2 separate regions of the Mus musculus genome follow, and region 1 is linked to region 2. Evidence: chromatin contacts called from ENCODE Hi-C or POLR2A ChIA-PET data. All regions are on one chromosome and are shown on one strand. The core of a region is the stretch at or near the end of the contact, and the rest is flanking DNA. Distances in the headings are between cores, read along the strand shown. Region 1 holds the start of B330016D10Rik (RIKEN cDNA B330016D10 gene). Region 2 overlaps Clcnkb (chloride channel, voltage-sensitive Kb).

Region 1 (6,591 bases), core at 2,557-5,056, 140 kb after region 2:
CTGTTCTAATCAGAGTCTTTGTTTTTCCAAAAAATGAAACAAAATAAAATGCTCAAAAGTATTTGACTACTTGATGTATCTGAGAGTCTAATGGTAAGAGAGAGAGAGAGAGAGAGAGAGAGCAATCTAATACCAAACTAGCACACAGTGTGAGGAAATTATCTTCATAGATTATCAGAACCCCCAAGTTGAATATTGTCTACCTAGACCTAGAGACTCTAACAAGAACTAATACTTCATAGTCTAATGTTCTAAGAGAGTTAAATAATGTATTCTCTGTTGGTTTTAGTTTTCCAGAAAAACAGAATAACTTAATAATTTCTTAGAGGATTGATTCCTAACTTTCTAGCCTTTTTCATCTGAGAGCAGTTGTTGGGAAGATTTCTCCGGGTACAAGTGCTGCTGCTCTGTCTAATATCCAGAGTTATTAACTAATATTTGTAGAATTATACTGAAAAGACACTGGAGGGATACTTATAAATGTAAATCATGGTTGTTGTTTCAGGTAACAGAATCTGAATTTTCTTGTTTCTTCTGGAATAGCTTCCCGTGACTCAGGATAGCCAAAAGTTTCCATGGAGTCCGGGATGGCCTCTGTTTCTCAAGTGTGGGGATCACAGGAGTGAGCCACTTTAATCAGTGAGGATGTGGATTAAAAAAAAAAAATATTTGGCTAGGTGTAGTGACACATACCCTTAGTCCCAGCACTTGAGAGGCAGTGAGTTCCAGGACAGCCAGGGCTATACAAAGAAACCCAGTGTTGAAAAACCAAAATAAATAAGATAGATAGATAGATAGATAGATAGATAGATAGATAGTCCTCTATATTTTCTAAACTTCTCTTCACTTTTATAATTGGAAAAAATCATAACAAATATACTTTGGGATTCTTTATTTTGCAGTGTGGTGCTGGGAATCAAACGCAGAGTTTCCACACATGCCATTTGAGCTCACCCTCAGTCCAATTAAATGAGATTTTCTTGGAAGGCAGCAGCTGAATCAATTAGGGTTCCTCTGAAATGTTAGTACTTGACTACCATAAATCACTATGTACAATAGATCCCATATGAACAAATGGTAATGTTACTAACAGTCATTTTCATAGATCCTTTTCTTTTTTTATTTTCATTTTTATTTTTTGATCAGGCCTGGACTCCCTACCAATTGCCTCTGCCATTGCTGGAATTAATGGCATTTTACTGCCTCATTTATCCTTTAAAACCCCAAAAGTAGTGTTAATCTTCACATTCAAAACAAAACAAAACAAAAAACAAAAAAGCAGGGAAGCCAAGCAGTGGGGATACCTGTACTAGGGAGGCCAAGGCAGGCGGATCTCTGAGCTTGAGGCCAGCAATGGTCTACATCTTGAGTTCCGGGACACCCAGGGCTATGCAGAGAAAAACCTTGGGAGGGTGGGGGAGCAGGGAACTCTAAGGAAACTCTTTGCCCTAAATGATACACATTATCCAAATACCCCAGATCTAGCAAATTGCCACATTGAAACTATCAGGACCCAAACAGAAGATAAGTAATGCAAGTCCCGGCTTTTGACCAATTCAGAGATTATATAAGTGTACTTGATAGAATACTAGAAATAAAAAAATCAAACACAATGTGGTTAACTGCTTATGAAATGTACTGACGTTTCTCACCGTTTTTGAGTTTTCAGCTCTATGGCTCCTCTTAGAAAACTGACTCTAGTCTCGAAAAACAAATAAAATAAAATAAAATAAAATACAAAAAGGAAAAAGCCGGGCTTGGTGGCGCATGCCTTTAATCCCAGCACTCGGGAGGCAGAGGCAGGTGGATTTCTGAGTTCGAGGCCAGCGTCTACAGAGTGAGTTCCAGGACAGCCAGGGATACACAGAGAAACCCTGTCTCAAAGGGGGGGGGGGGGGGGAAAGAATGAAAGAAAACTGACTCTAGTTTGAAGGCTGCAAAAATGTCTGAAGATAACTTTCTTTGAAGAGTCTAGATGAATTTCAAAATACTTTAAAAAAACACACACCCATCCAGTGAGAGTTATCTCTTACAATTTCACTGACAAAACGCCCTAAATAGGGGCTCGATGAATCTCAGTGGTTAGGGGCACCGACTGCCCTTCCTGAAGATGCAGGTTCAAATCCCAGCTCCCACATGGCAGCTCACAACTGTCTCTAAATTCAACATCTGTCCGTCTCACAAAAACATACATGCAGGCAAAACACCAATGCTCAGAAAGGTAAATAAAAAAAAAAACGCCCTAAATCTGGTGTTTTCCCCACCTCTACACATCTGAATTTTAACACAGAGCCCTTCTTTTTCTTTCTTTCTTTTCTTTGTTGTTGTTGTTCTTCGTCCTAAAAACCTTGCACTGAAAGGACATTTCCCCTTAAGATCAGTTTGGTACTTGCAACACCTGGAGGAGGGACCAGCCTAGCTCAGCCAGCCAGAGCTACATTGTGAGCAGCTAACTTAAAAAACAAAACAAAACAAAAATGGTAAAGGATATTTCTAAAAATCCTAGTTATTCAACAATGTAATCCCCCCAAAATTTTTTTTAATGTTTTAGGACACTTTAAAAAAACCAACTCAGTATTTGCTTTATTTTCCTACTGGTGGAAAAATGATTTGAAAGACCCTATTAAATATAATTTCTGTTCAGAGAAACGTGCGGCAGGGATTCTCCAAATTTACAGACTGTATGACTCAGTGTTCATTTGCAACCCGTGTATTACAGCTTTGCTAGAATTCTACCTCTAGCCTGGCTTTCCACACTAATGGTTCCGGGAGGAACCGGTCACCAGCTCATGGTTCCCACCGGGAAGGCGGATCCGGCTCCGCCCAGAGCCCGGGCGGGTGACCTCACAGAGGTCAAGGGCGCTCACACACCTGCAGGCCGCTCCGCCACCCCCACGCCACCCCACGCCGGGGAGCAGCAGGGCCAAGGGCAGCCTGGGGTCTCCCCGACGTGGGGCTGTCACAACCAGCGTGCTTTCTTCACGGAGACTCCTGGCTCACACTCCGCCCCACACTAATAACCCGAGAGGCAATTTCTCTGGCTGCCCTTCAAACTCTGGGTTCACATAGGTGGGCTCCATGACAAGTGGGGTTTTGGGTTTCTTAGTTTCCCCGCCCCCCACCCCCAGGAACCCACAGCCCTGACAGTCCTTTCCACTACACTTCTTGGGAAGTGCGATCGCGGTCACTGTGGTCACCGCGGCGCAAGCCCACGGCGAAGGGAACCCGAGCGGCCCGGCGAGCTCCGTCTGCACACGCGGCCCGCCAGCAAGGGCACCTTCGCCTCCGCTTTCCAGGCGAGAACAATGCGGCAGCCCAACACCCGGGGCCTGCAGGGTCTCCAGGTCCATCGGGAAACTCTCAAACGTGGATCGGGAGAGGGTGGGCAAGACGACCCCACTGCCTCGGCTTTGTCCGGCCTGCCTCCAAGCCGGAGGGACCCGTTTTCGAGACTGGGGGGGGGGGGAGGGGGGGTTGAGAAAGGAGGACAGGACAAGAAGGTCCTCAGATCCACTTCTCATCACACAGGCAACGCGGAAAAAAAAAAAAATGCACGGCGCCGAACTGCGCACGCGCGCGGCAAGGCCACCCATTTCTCTCCCTCCTCCCAGCCCCTCCAAGGAACGCGAGGTCGCCCGAGTGCGCTTGCGCTCGCCGCGGAGGGAAACGTTGGAGGGGGAGGCAACCTTTCCATTGTGAGAGAGCACCGCCCCCGCGGACCCGCGCGCGCCCGCGCCACTCTCACAGTCTCCCGGGCGCGCGCCTGGGCCGCGGCCCGCCGCCGCCAGGCGCATGCGCGGGGTGGGATGACAGTGAAGGGTGGAGAAGGCCGCGGAGCTCGCCGCCGCTGCTGGCCGAGCTACCCTGAGAAGTTTCTGGAAAGAGGGCTACAAAGGGAACCTGAGGGGATGAATGGAAAGCGAGCCATTTTCTGAGAGAAGACAGCGAAAAGTCCCAACAAAAAGTACACGGCCTTAGCCGAGCCCACGACCGACGACACACTCCCATCCAAGGAGGAAGCGTGGGGACAAGGGAGCGGACTGGGAGACGCGGAATGGCGGGGACATTGAAAAGATGGAGGCGCAGCCGCCGGGGCTTGGGAGTGGCAGGGAGGCGCTAGGTCAGGGGTCCCCGAACCCCGTCCTCCTTAGCTCCGCTCCCGTGTGCGCTCTGACCTGCCCGTCTACACTCGGGGGGCCCCCGGGGTTCACGGGGATGTGACGCGCACACGCGCGCGAGCTCATGGACAGCGTGGGAAGGAACCCCGGCCGCGCGCGGGGACAGCGTCCCCACGCCACGGCCCGCCCGGCTGCCATTTTGTAGCGCGGCCGCCATTTTGCGCGGCCCGGGGGCGGGGGAGGGGCTCGGGGCGCGGCCCCGCGGCTCGCGATGGGCGTGGCCGGCGGCGGGCGCGGCCCCGGCCCCCTTTGTTCTCCGCCTGGGGGTCGCGAGGCCCCTCGGGCTCTGCAGCCGCCGCCGGCGCCGCAGCAGCAGCAGCGTGTGAACCGGGAGAGGCAGCCCCAGGGCGTGCGGGATCCGGGAGCCCATCGGAAGCGGGGTGTGTCCCCCCGTGCGAGGGATGACATCCTGCGTGGGGAAACTTAAATCGCCGCCGTGGGAAGCGGCTTACGGGCGAACCGGGCTCGGCATCCTCCACCTCTGCAAACAAAGTCAAGTTCGGTCCCGAAAGCAACAAAGGTGCCGAAACTCCGCGGAACCTAGCACCAGGAGGCGGGGCTCGTGCAGCCCACGAGGTGGAGGAGCGCTGAGAGCTCGGCTTCCATTGGCTGGCCCTCGGAGCACAAGGCTTTCAGGGCCCATTCTCCCTGACCCAGAAGCCTGAACAATAAATATGCTGTGATGGCTTTCTTCTGTCGATTTAACTTCCACTTATTTTCAAAAAGCTATGAGTTTATTAAAAATAAATAATAAAATACGTGCCTGACATCCATCGCCCTTTCACTTTCCGAAAAAGCAAATGTCTTCTTGAGGAATATTTAAAAATGCGAATCTTAGTTGTGTGTAATGCTGAAAATTCTGGCACTATTTCGCAAACCCAGAAAACTTGAAAAACGCTGCTAAATTTGACTTCCAGCTTTTGTGCAGTTTTCTTCCCCCTAATGGTTGACGTGGTTTTTCTTCACAAAAGCCTGGTATCATAAAGGAACCAGCCCGTCCTGACTCATCTATTTGTGTCTTGGCTACAGTAAACCTCTTTTTTTGTCTTCTCACTATGTGTAATTATGGCGACTGCTTATGTTTTCTGTAATAGTGGGGTAAAGCTTATGATGACAGACTGAAAAGGTCAAAACATGTTGAAGGAACCAATCGGGATTTTGATGACTGCCAGATGAGAGAAATTTAGCAGAAGCGTTTCGATTTCAAATTTCATGAATAGGTGGGCTTGGTAGTTATAAAACTGTATACTGTGTCTTTAAGATTACATAAATAGTCTGAAACCTTTAGTAGTGATTACTTAAAATATGTTGTGTTCACCATGTTTTCTTGTCTTGTAACCAAGTAAAACAATTCAAATCATTATTTGGTTAGTTGGTTTTCGAGACAGGGTTTCTCTATGTCGCAGCCCCAGGACATCAGTGAAATCTTATCCTGGGACGTTAGAATAATATGGCATATATGGTGTATTGACACTCCGAGAATGATTTCCCAGCACTTCATTGCACAGACAAGGAGAGTCTGATTGAATTTTAAATTCTATTTCCTTTAGAATTTTTCACTGTTTTTGAGAAAGACTCAAGAAGCTCAAGCGGGTCTTGAACTCAGCTTTGTAGTTGAGGATAAATTTGAACTAAAGATCCTCCGGTCTCTGTTTTTTATTGTGCCCAATGTTTTGTTGTTTTTGTTCTGTGGGTTTTTAAATTTATGTGTATATGTCCTTTCGGGTCAGAAAGGGTGTGGGTCTTGTGGAGCTGGAGTTATAGGCAGTTTGGAACCGCGGTCTTGAGCAAGGATAGAAAGAGTCCTAACCACGGAGCCATCTCCACATCTGCCATACCCCAGTTTTTAAGACAGTACTTCTGAGCAGAAATGCTGTCCTTTAGCTCATGCCTTTGGATTTTTATTTCCTTTTTTGCATGTGGTGAAATTGTGTGTGCTTTGGAACATTAGAAACACTAATGTTTCTCATTATTCTAGGAAAAGACAACTTTTCATGCCAAATCAGGCAGAGGAGGGAATTTAAAATTCTAACAATAATAACCTTTCCCTGGTCAAATTAAATGAGCTTTTTTTTTTTTGAGATTTTAGGAATATAGGAATATGGGAAGTCCTTCAAATATTGTTGGCTGCGGTTAGTGCTCCTACATGCTGTAGTAGGTTTTTCCCCTTTGAGGCAAAACATTAAGTTAGTTGTAAAATGCCTCTCTGCCCTTCAGAAGTACTGAAGTTAAGGAATAAATATTTAATAGCCAGCAGTCTAATAGAAAAAGTCTTCTAGGGTTGTCCTCCTGTCTGAGTGCAAATCGGCCATCCCTAGAGGGAAAGCGCATAGCTTCAATAGACTACTAGATTTGTTATTCTAAACAGCAGGCACAGCGTGGTCTGCATGGATGTCTGCGCACCACCTTCGTG
Region 2 (6,260 bases), core at 3,561-6,060:
TGGAGTCACAGCAGGTAGATCTCTGAATTGAAGGCCAGCCTGGTCTACAGAGAAAATTCCAGGATGGCCAGGGATACACAAAGAAACCCTATCTTGAAAAACTGGGAAAAAAAGATTACTTAATTTTTAAGTGTGTGTGTGTGTGTGTTTGTGTGTGTGTGTGTGTGTGTGTGTGTGTGTGTGTGTGTGTGTGTGTGTGTGTGTGTGTGTGTTTGCATGCTTCCCTGGGGGCCACAAGAGGTCATCTGACCCTTAGAGCTGGAGTTACAGGCAGTCATGACCCTCCCCCGCTGATGTGGCTGGCGGAACCAAACTCAGATCCTCTGTTGAAGCAGTAAGGGCTCTTAACTGCTGAGCTGATTCTCCATCGCTGGACAATTCTTTCTGTTGAAGATTATTGGTATTTTGATAGAAAATGGAATTGAATCTTCAGAACATTGCAATTGTGGATATTTTGACAAATTAATGTCTTCATTCCATGGACATGGGATGCCGTTCCACGCTGGGACTTTCTCACCAATGTCTTCCACTGATATTTTCTGATTTCCATCTTAAAGATTGTTCCATTCTCTGATCTACCTGACACTACCTCAGGAGTGCTGGGGTTAAAGGCGTGTGCTACCTGGCTTCCCATCTGGCTTTACCTTTTAAAAAATAAAAATGTAGCCGGGCGTGGTGGTGCACGCCTTTAATCCCAGCATTTGGGAGGCAGAGGCAGGTGGATTTCTGAGTTCGAGGCCAGTCTGGTCTACAGAGTGAGTTCCAGGACAGCCAGGGCTACACAGAGAAACCCTGTCTCAAAAAAAAAAAAAATTCTAGATTTTTCTTTAATTATCATTTGTAGGTTTGTGAATGTGATTGGTTTCCTTCTGAATAAGTTTAAGTGCTTCAAACAAACAAACAAACAAACAAACAAACCAGGAGGTTTTCTTTTCTGTTTTCGGTGGAGCAGGACTGGAGACTGGACCCAGGTTCTCACCCGTGCTAGACAGACATTCTGCCCCTGAGCTGTGTCTGCAGCCGGCTTTCGCTTTCTCGTGTGTGAGCTCGTGCGTGTGTCAGTATGCGTGCCCACGTTCGGGGAGACACTGGTGTCAGGTGTCTCCCCTCAGTCTCTCTCCTCTGACCTTTTGTGTTTTGTTTGTTTTTCGAGACAAGGACTCACCATGTTGCCCTGGCTGACTGAGAACTTGCTATGGAGACCAGGCTGGCCTCTGTCTTACAAGTGCTGGGGTTAAGGGTATGAGCCACCACCACTCAGCCAACTAGCCAGCCTGCTTCCCTCCCTCCCTCCCTCCCTCCCTCCCTACGTCCCTCCCTCCCTCCCTCCCTCCCTCCCTCCCTTCCTTCCTTCCTTCCTTCCTTCCTTCCTTCCTTTTCCTCTTCTTTTACCACCTTTCAGAACTGTTGATTCATAGATTGGGTGTAGGAGTGGGGACCAGGTCAGAAAGAAAGTGAAGGCCGTGGCCTTTCTGAAGACAAGATTCCCCATGACAGGAACGCCCTCTGGGAACAGGACATGGAGCAGAGGCGTGAGTGTGGGTGTGGAATCTAAGTGAAGTGGAATGGCAGAGGGCAGGGTGTGGGTTCAGCAAGGCAAGGTAGCCATTGGTCATAGTGGCAGGGCATGGGCATGGGCAGGCCTTTGAATTATGTGTGGCATTTGAGGTGCAGGGCATTCAATATTCAGGGGGTTATGAATAGATATCTGGGTTGGGGTACAGACCATGAAGTCGTTTGAGGTATTGGGGTGTCCTGGACTTACATATAGGCAGTCACCTGATAGCTATTCATGCCCAATTACAAAGCCCATGGCTGAGTGACCCATCACATTGAGTGGGAGGGCTGGAGAGCCCAGTGGTCAGGTTGGAGCTGTCTGTTGAAGAAGATGAGCTGTGTGAGGCTGGCCTCGCTGTACCTGAGTTGAGGGCGAGGAGGGAGAGGACAGATCAAATCTGCAGGCATGAAGCTGAGTCCTTCGGGGTCACGGATCACCCTGTGTACATAGTCTGGAGCCATAGGAAAAATGGGATGCCTTGATGGCCATGGTGTAGAAGGCTACTCAGAGAGGAGGTTTCCCCTACCCCCTTACTCTGCACACCCTTAAGGGAGGAGAGGGGACACTAATGGCTCCAGACATCAGTTTTATTTTTCTCAGAAGCTCCTGGTTAGCAGCAGGCAACCCCAGAAGTCACAAGGGTCACAATGTCTTCATTTACTCTCAGCTCCTTCAGGGATCGGAGTGTGAATATGGAGCGTTCTTCTCTGCTGAGTGGAGATGTCTTGCCGGGCTGAGAGATCCCAGATCCATGGCAGCTGAGCAGCTGGGTGCCAGGCTGCCGACCCCCCCCAGGCTGACTCACTTGGGGGCAGGAGGATTGGTCAGGGTTGAAATTGCTTTCTTCAGCTATGACAGAGAAACAGAGGATAGTGGGGGCTGGGAGGTGGAAGGTTAGAGGAGGCGAGGCTGGAGGGAATTCGGTGCCCCCAACTCCTCAACGTTGCCCAGCCCTCAAGACCCCAGTACCTCCACCCACGATACAGAGCCCACAGCTCTGCCTCGTGACGTCACGAACAGCGTCTGAAGGTTCAGCAGCTCAAAAAGGTTGTGTGTCTGCAGAGGGGTTGAGAGGAAATGCTAACAAACCCCTCTGGCCGCATACCGTAGCCTCCTTGCCTGGTGAGCGGGATGTAATGTGAAATATGACCACGAGGGGGAGCCAGAGTCCACGTGAGATGCTGAATGAGGTCTCTGCTAGAAGGGATCATACAGCCTTCCTCATGACGCCTCCACCTCCACCCCACTCTCTCTAGTTCTCTCTTTACCTCATGCAAGGAGGTCTCCAGGGACAGCTGCAGTGTCACTGGCTGGGTGGGGCAGCCATTAGCCAAGATATCCTGGAGACAGGGCTGGGGGTAGGGCAAAGGACAATTGGGACCTGGGCCAGCCACCAGCTTCTAGACCTTGGTCTCTGAACTCCTCTAGGTCAGCTTCACAGCCCAGCTCACCAACTCCATCCTGTCCCCCTCTGGCAGGAGGACCCACCTGCTGGCCTGGAGCCCAGGAAGCTGGCTCAGTCTGGAGGGCTTGCACCAAGTGGGTCCTTTTTACAACGCCCACCAGGGTCTGAGACTCTAACATTCAAAGAGAGAGGGACGCATTATGAACATAGATCATTATAAATGTAAGTCATATTCACTGAGCACCTACTATGTGCCAAGAACATGCTAGGCGCTCTGGTGTCTGAGGAAACTACACTACTTGTGTGTGATCTGTTAGAATTCTTACCACCCAGCTTACAGAAGAGGAAACTGGTTATCTGGTGGGTTAATTGTTACTCTATACCATTCAGCTTCCATAATGACATGCCAGCTGAGTGCAGCTGGGTAAGGCAGCCAGTGGGCCAGCAGATATTCTAAGACACCCTACCCCCAACCCCACCACATTTTAAGAGGTGGAAGCTATGGACATTAGCCTCTTGACATATCGGTGTCACAGCTGGGCTGTCCTTCTTCTCTGTTTCCCTTGCAGTTGTTTAAAATCTGAGTCAGGTCAATGGAAAAATGATCCCAGAGGTACACTCCAATCTGAGATCCTACTGTGTGCCGGGGCTAGCGTGGATACAGGGAATAGCCTGGATGCATGGAGGGAGTTTCCGGGCATCTTGAGAGTCGTAGGCATTCTTCCCATTCTTCACTAAGGATCCAGCTTGATATTCTCTTTCTCCATTAAATAAAACCCCAGGGACTAGGCATGGCTATCACTCAGTAGCGGAGGGCTTGCTTAGCATGTGCTGGCCCTGAATTCAGTCCTTGCCACCACAGACACACTTGGTAACCAAATGCTACAATAGAAGTGTCCCTCCCTCCTTTAATAAACCAGTGGTTTGTTTCTAGGGTAGGCTGTGGAATCTAGTCAGGGAGATGTGCGGAGTCCAAAGCCATTCTTGGTTCTAGGAGGTGAAGCCTCTTGGAAGGGCCATCGCTATGTAAAATAAGTAGAAAATGTGTTTGCTGTGATCTCTCCCATTGGTGAGAGCGAAGTCCCTGACGTTTGGGTGGCAACCTATGATGGCCCTTCCTACTTTCCACACAAGGACACTGCCGGTCATAGAGCCCAAGAGAACCACAAGGTTCTTTCCCTCATAGGTGAGTTTATTCTGCTCGCTGTGGGGCATATGGGTGACCTTGGTTGTTCATGTTGCTCACGGCTCAAGTGGTCTGCCCAAGGGCAAATGGGTCACAGGCCCCAACAGTGCTACCCTGACTGAGTGTGCACCCTGCCTTGTTGGCACAGAGGGGACACACGGATGGACAGGTGCTCCGGGAGCTTCAGGTAGCTCCTCCCCTACCTGGGCTATCTCCCTCCCATAAGGACCACGCTCTGTGAACTGGAGAGGGGCGCTCGTTAGTCTCTCTCTGAGACTTAGCACCATCCTTCTGCCTTTAAAAGGATGAGCTCATCTTGGCAAATGGAACAGCGGGGGGGGGGGGCGGGGGAGGAACACTCAGGAATGTGAAGAGTCAGCCCATGAGGCTTGGGTCCAGGAATCCAAAGAGCCAGTCCCAGGCAGTCTTACAAGCACCTCTCATCTTTTTCATTAAGCACATCACCCCTACTTTCTACTTTCTCCAGAAGTGGCTATTGGGTCCATTTTCTCCACGAAGAAACTGGAGCTCAGAGAAATTAGGAGACTTGCCCTGGGTCACACAGCTACCAAGTTGCAGAGTCTCGATTAAGGGACAGATCTAACACCCTGCTTGCCCTTGCTGCCCTGACACGCGGGGCCCTTAAAGGGAAGCAGGGGGAAGCCCAAAGCCTCCTCCCAGACAGCCACTTTCTCCTCAATGGCTGTGGAATACCTGTAGTCTCCACCAGGGGGTACTGGGTCACATCTGTGGAGATCACGACTTGGATCACTTGCTCCAGGGGCATGTCCTTGGCCAGTGTAGTGAGGGCGCAGTTCATGAAGTGACCCACAGTTACAGAGTGGGAACTGTGGGCAGAGGGAGACATCAGTCAGGCCTGGAAATGGGATGATACCGGCCTGGGGCAAGACAGGGTCATCCCAAGGAGCCTTGCTGGGAGAAGACCTGTGAGTCCCAAGGATGGGTTTGGTTCAGAGGAACCCATAGGTTCTAAAAAAAGAAGCGATGGGAACCACAGCTATCTAAAGACTGGGAAACTGAGGATTGTTTGGAGCTGGACCTTGTGTTCAGTGACACTTGGAGCCTTTGAGATGTGCCACTTTGGGACCAAAGATACTAGGGTACAATCCGATCAAGGTGGGGTCTCTGAGCCCATTTGTGGGACAGCTACCAGGAAGCCATCAGAGAAGGGGAGGGAAAGAGAGGGGCCCCTCCTGTCTGTTGCTCATTTCCTATCAGCCTTGCCTGACAGAGACTTAGCTTCTTCATCTAGCTCATGGGCTGGGGGATGTTGTGGGGACCAGAGGGCGGGTGTGTATCAGCCCTATCATCCTACAGTTCAAGGTCAGCTGTGATGGGCTTTTCCAGGAGTCCCTCCACCCCCAACCACCCTGGGCATCATCACACCATCAGCCAGCCCGAGGCTCACCCAATCTGTCGGCCACGGATCCACGGCAGGTACGGCAGTTTCTTGACAATGATGGTGCCATCGTAGAAAGAGGGCTGGAAGCTCTGAGAGATGGCGTTGGCCGCCAGCACAGCCATCAGCACAGGCAGTGCGTGAACGAGCTGGCCCGTTACCTCAAAGGCCAGCAGTGCCGTGGAGAGGGTGTGGGTCACCGCCCCTGAGAAGGCAGCAGCACCTGCAGGGACACAGCCAAGGTGGGGGGGGGGTGTCCCAGGCCAGGAGCCAGGCTCCCCCAGAGGGCAAGGTAGGCACAGTGCGACCGTGGTTAGGCTCAGCAGTGCACAAAGAGCACACACCACAACTGTTGGAAGGTTCTAGCCTTGCCGAGAGGAAAGAGTGCAGAGCACGTGGGGGATGGGAAGGAAAACGAAGAGAAAGCGGGCTTGGGGGTGGTAGGGCTCAGGGAATAGACGGGGCCTACTGAGGAGGGGGGGACCCACCTGCTGGCCCCAGATACACTCACCTGCCAGAGCATAGGCCCCGGGCATGATGGGATTGACCCTGCCTCCAGCCACAATGCCCTCTGGGAAGGCGACAGATAGAACCTCCCCAAAGAGGCGCCCAATGACAGCTCCTGCCACAGATTTAGGATGAATGAAGCAACCAGGCTGACCTGACCCCTCAGGCCCTCATCCCGACCCCA

What was found. A loop is a pair of places that touch in the nucleus more often than their neighbours do. ChIA-PET counts read pairs that join two places held with the same protein, here RNA polymerase II (POLR2A).
Region 1: POLR2A ChIA-PET joins it to region 2 with 16 read pairs in Patski. The contact joins the promoter of B330016D10Rik here to the enhancer-like site in region 2. A Hi-C loop is called at or near these places in 1 of 37 maps with a recorded cell type or tissue (T-helper 1 cell). POLR2A ChIA-PET finds 5 or more read pairs at or near these places in 2 of 5 experiments (Patski and embryonic stem cell).

The regions. Positions count from the first base shown.
Region 1 is chr4:141,542,356-141,548,946 of GRCm38, forward strand. B330016D10Rik (RIKEN cDNA B330016D10 gene) reads left to right here and starts at 3,807. Exons shown (of 1, transcript NR_030695.1): 1 at 3,807-5,958.
Region 2 is chr4:141,402,226-141,408,485 of GRCm38, forward strand. Clcnkb (chloride channel, voltage-sensitive Kb) reads right to left here. Exons shown (of 20, transcript NM_019701.2): 14 at 6,081-6,191; 15 at 5,579-5,792; 16 at 4,864-4,997; 17 at 3,047-3,135; 18 at 2,827-2,910; 19 at 2,528-2,614; 20 at 2,132-2,407. The coding sequence ends at 2,360. Among named protein-coding and RNA genes, the nearest start is that of Gm34693, 4.7 kb to the left of the region's middle. Within about 2 kb of position 4,811, at least 1 of the 3 ENCODE cell types and tissues checked has a DNase peak (open chromatin) inside an H3K27ac peak, as active enhancers do.